Regions from separate parts of the Homo sapiens genome. Here region 2 is linked to region 1. Evidence: chromatin loops called from intact Hi-C (ENCODE). Cell type or tissue: heart right ventricle. All regions are shown on one strand.

Region 1 (2,500 bases):
TAACACTTTGAAATCCAGGAACCACGTCTCAATCCAGGCAAGGATGAATGAAATGATGGGCAGCACATAGCCAAAAGCCCCTTGAGAGAAAAGCTGGAAAATACGACCAGGAAAGGGAAATGCAGTTACCACAAACTCACACTGAAAAACGAGGCTTCATCACTGAAGATGGTAACTGTATAGAAAAAGTGGTAGGCCATACCTTCGAAAGGATCACTTTTGCTAGTAAAAAGGCACTGGTCACTGCCGTTGTCAACTGCAAGACACATAATCCAGCACTGTTCACACTAGGCATCTCACACTGTGAAGGTACCTCCCTCTTCACAAGAGACCCGTCTGAGCCAGGAGCAGGCAAGGCCTGAAAAACCTGTGCCTAGCCTGGCTCCTTCCCATATCACTCAGTCTCTCTCCCCTAGACCCACACTGGGGCAAAATGGGCTTCTACATGTGACACAATCCCTAAATGACTGTGTGTGGTTTATTCTCCCACATTTCAGCAGGCTGGTGTGCTAGGTAACTAAGTTTGATCCACCAGAAGGTACAATTCCAAAGCCTCTACAAGCACATGAAGAGACTGGTAAAGTGCATAGGTAGGGCTCTCGCCAGGGGTTGTGAAGTCCAGAGATACCATAATACCTGAGCCTTGTCACTGTTCCTTCAACTAATATTTTTAGCATGGTGAAACCTGACCAAAATGAATACCAATAGTAGCTTGACTGACAGAAGGAGGACAGGGAACACCAAGTATCTTGCTCAATAAGTATTAACAAAGTTGCAGACACACACACACACACACTCACACACACACACACACACACACACAGAGCTGCTTGGGAGAGGAGGCAGTTTAGCATTTTATATTCTGACACTAATTAACTTTACAGGCTCACACTAAGCACTCTTTAAATACCAGCTGACTTCTCCTCCTTCCAGCTTCTAGACTCTTCTCTGCAAATGTTTTTTAAAACAAGAATCAGAAGCAATAAAATGATTTGCTAAATTAGACTTATTCTTCAGATAATCTGAAAGCAGATATTGAAGATACTGTCTTACAGCTCTCACTGAATATCTATATGTCAAACACTTTTCTAAAACAAACATTGAGAGGGATAGTCTGACAAATACTAGCATACATATGGGGACTCAGGAATACAACATCCCAAAGGGATCTGTTGTAGAAAATGCAGAAAAATGGGAGGGTACAATCATCAAAAGCTATGATGATATCAGCAAAAGAGTATTCAGGAAAGGGAGTCAAGTCTGGCCAAGACTGTCAGCCTATATCCATGAAATGAGAGCTTCCGGATTAACAGATGGTCTGACCGCTGCCCCGTGATTCTGAGAATGCTCAGAAGACATGGCCCAGACAGACATCGCCCCCTAGTGGACTCAGGAGGGCAGCACAAGTCCTATTCCCAGCTGGAGAAACCCAGGCCTGGGCCACCCAGACCCGAGCTCTCACCCTCTAATTGCAGAACTGCAGGTTATTTCTGAGCAGCTCTCTCTAGTCTGAGGAGCTCCACATTTTCTTCCCATAGAACTGACTTATTAAAGCTTTACAAAAGGCAAATATTCAGACATCTGTCAGGCAGAACTGCTAGTAATTCTATCAATCTCTAAATACTTATTAAGAATACCAAAGCTCTCTGTGCTAGATGCCAGGAAACAGAGGAGTAAAAAAGTCCTTGTCCTTGAGAAGTCCAAGGCAACAACAGAGAGACTGAGAGCTTTTCCCTCCAAGACAGGGGGTTGTGGGGAAGAAAGGAGGGGGTAAGGCAATTACCTAAATAAGTACAGACCATGTCATGAAAACAATCACTAAGCAGTTTCAACCAAATAAGACATTTTCCAAATATCTCTGTGACAGAGGTCTCCTCTCATCTCTTATTTGCAAAATGAGGTAGAGGGTGGCTTGGTGCTTGGCCAATAATCACTGTTGGGCTTCTAGATTCCTCATTTGGCTCAGCACCAAGAGACAAATCTAGTTACTCATTAACATTGGAAAGAAGCCCTGGAGTATTAAACCTACTTAAGTATGGAGGAAACGGGACTCAGGAAAGCTGGTGGGATTCCACCTGCATTAGAACTGTATCTTCTCCCAGCCCAGGCCTGTTGAGAGCAGGACTTGGCCACCAGCACTGGAGGAGATGACCCACTCATGCAGGGCATACTCACCGCTATTGCCCACCAATGGCGCAGTCTGCACACAGCATATGCAAGTATTAACACTTTAAATCGAAAAACTGCCAGAAGCTGAAAGTAAGAAAATAAAGGGATGTTTTAAAAAATATATACAAAAATGACACAGCTTTATGAAAAACTCACCAGACTGTCTTCATTACTGTGATTTAGCTGGAGACTACCAGGGACTGGCACTGGTCTGTAGACCAGCATTTGGGAATCCCTGCTCTACAACTTAATGTAATAGCAAATTAGGTCTCACATTAATCTCCCATTATGAAAGAAAAAACAAGGCAAGAAAAAAAAGATGTCATTTTCA
Region 2 (2,500 bases), 300 kb after region 1:
ACTGGTTCTATAGGAACTAGATTACCTTTCTAGAGTGGCTTGGCAGTGTAAGAACACCCTGGGCTTCCCCTAAATAAGAACCAGACTCTTTGGATGAATCCTGAAATGTATTTGTCTCATTTATCCTTTTCACTTACTATGTTTAATTCATGTTCCCTAAAAAATAAGATAATGCATTTAAAGTTCTTAGCTTCATACCTTGACCATTGTAAATTCCCAATAGATGTCACTTGTGCTTGTTGTTTCCTCAGCTGTTTTAATCCTTAGTCTTTAGTTTTAATCCTCAGTCAAAACTAAACTAATTGTGTAGGTTTAAGCTTTGGAGAGAAAAACCATGTGCCTTAAATTCAAGTTAAACTATGTTTTTAAAGATTAACATTCAGAGAACATGTTTCCATATTGCTGATGCCCTAATAAATAGCATATACCAGAAGTCTTACCACCTGAAGATTGATATACATCAATCTCATATAAATAAATCCTCCCTTTTCTGTAGATAGCTGAGCCAGCAATTGGACTACCTTTTCCTAATGCAAGTAAGATAAAAGAGAAAGCAAAACATACATACTTGCATCCCATAGTACACAGCTTCTTACTCAACTCAAGCAACAGTCTCTGAGCACATCAAAAATCAAGATTTTAGGCTGCTGAGGTGGAAATCCTTTGGCATGAAGGATCAGAGCAGGGGAGACCTTTCAGATTGTGGTGCCCAATGTTTTCTCCTGGGTTCCACTAATGCTGCAGAGGGGAACAGGGAGTTAGAAGGAAGAGGAAATGTTAGAAGACATTTCTGAAGCTGGAAGATGCTAGCACACCTTCCCCCAGTTCTGTTAACTTCCTGGAGCAGAAACAAACCAAGTGTTATACTGGAAAAATTTCGGCCCAAACTGTCTACTAGCAACAACAACAACAAACCACACTCCACACAACTAAGGGCGGAGTGGGAGTGATTTATACAACGTGACCCTCCTGTTCTGACATTCACTGCACTCTCGCCTGCCTTGCAGGACATTGTCCCAACTGTCCTCAGCGCTCCTCATGCCCCCTACCGGAGAAAGCAAATATATTTCAGAATTAGAGGGCAGCAGAAGCTCCTATTTTCCCCCAACTCTATACTTGGAAAAACTCTAAGGCAGAGGGAGCAAAGTTCAGTTTTCAGCCAAAGAGTGTCTTTCTCTCTCTTGAAATTCTCTCCCGCACCCTCTTGTATCCGGTGTCGAAAACAACTGCCAGAGGTTCTTTTTCTTGGTCCGAAGAAAAAAGACTGGCCAGACTAAAAAGGAGGGACTTTAGGGGGAAAGCAGGCTTCCAGCCCTGGGCTGCGGCCCAGAGGGGGTGATGTCACCGCTTCTGCACCGACGGGCCTGGGGGTGGGGCGGCCGAGGGGGAGCCCGCGCCGCGGCTGCAGCTGCCAAGGGAGCGTTCCGAGCCCACGTCAGGGGAGGTGTCGGGATAAATAGGGTCCCGCAATGGCCGTGGCTGGCTGCGCTCCGAGCTGCGGAGTCCGGGACTGGAGCTGCCCGGGCGGGTTCGCGCCCCGAAGGCTGAGAGCTGGCGCTGCTCGTGCCCTGTGTGCCAGACGGCGGAGCTCCGCGGCCGGACCCCGCGGCCCCGCTTTGCTGCCGACTGGAGTTTGGGGGAAGAAACTCTCCTGCGCCCCAGAGGATTTCTTCCTCGGCGAAGGGACAGCGAAAGATGAGGGTGGCAGGAAGAGAAGGGCGCTTTCTGTCTGCCGGGGTCGCAGCGCGAGAGGGCAGTGCCATGTTCCTCTCCATCCTAGTGGCGCTGTGCCTGTGGCTGCACCTGGCGCTGGGCGTGCGCGGCGCGCCCTGCGAGGCGGTGCGCATCCCTATGTGCCGGCACATGCCCTGGAACATCACGCGGATGCCCAACCACCTGCACCACAGCACGCAGGAGAACGCCATCCTGGCCATCGAGCAGTACGAGGAGCTGGTGGACGTGAACTGCAGCGCCGTGCTGCGCTTCTTCCTCTGTGCCATGTACGCGCCCATTTGCACCCTGGAGTTCCTGCACGACCCTATCAAGCCGTGCAAGTCGGTGTGCCAACGCGCGCGCGACGACTGCGAGCCCCTCATGAAGATGTACAACCACAGCTGGCCCGAAAGCCTGGCCTGCGACGAGCTGCCTGTCTATGACCGTGGCGTGTGCATCTCGCCTGAAGCCATCGTCACGGACCTCCCGGAGGGTGAGGCCGTAGGAAGGATGGAGGGAGGCGAGGAGGCGCCCGGGGCTGTGGCTGCCAATCGAGAACTGGGCGGCCACACCTAAGGCTGCCAGGGGCGTCTGAGGCTTGTAGGAGGTGGGAAAGAATGGGGGAAACATTTTCTTCAGAAAAAGTCTGGTTTCTCCCATAGGAATTTTAGGAGCTAGCGGAGAGCACTGCACCCCATAAAGAAAAAAAAAAAGATTTTGCTTACAAAGGGAGCCTTCGATGATGTTTGCATTTATAGTAATAACAGAAATGATAATAGCAGTAAAC

The links. Hi-C counts contacts between places; a loop is a spot of excess contacts. Peaks named below come from ENCODE experiments on the same cell type or tissue, not always from the same donor. Only the 100,000 strongest peaks of a DNase experiment are listed, where the experiment ranks them.
Region 2: it touches region 1 in a loop (5-fold over the local background); 75 of 110 quality-filtered maps call a loop at or near these places.

Annotation. Positions count from the first base shown.
Region 1 is chr7:38,214,781-38,217,280 of GRCh38, reverse strand. It overlaps STARD3NL (STARD3 N-terminal like), which reads right to left. Exons shown (of 9, transcript NM_032016.4): 4 at 2,176-2,253; 5 at 203-256; 6 at 1-93. Among named protein-coding and RNA genes, the nearest start is that of STARD3NL, 38 kb to the right of the region's middle. In heart right ventricle, CTCF peaks have their summits at 1,174 and 1,388 (motif pointing left); a DNase peak (open chromatin) is centred at 1,360; H3K27ac peaks cover 1,206 bases.
Region 2 is chr7:37,915,799-37,918,298 of GRCh38, reverse strand. It overlaps SFRP4 (secreted frizzled related protein 4), which reads left to right and starts at 1,482. Exons shown (of 6, transcript NM_003014.4): 1 at 1,482-2,206. The coding sequence starts at 1,762. In heart right ventricle, CTCF peaks have their summits at 843 and 1,044 (motif pointing left); DNase peaks (open chromatin) are centred at 1,012, 1,338 and 2,068; H3K4me3 peaks cover 1,853 bases; H3K27ac peaks cover 2,123 bases; H3K27me3 peaks cover 1,090 bases.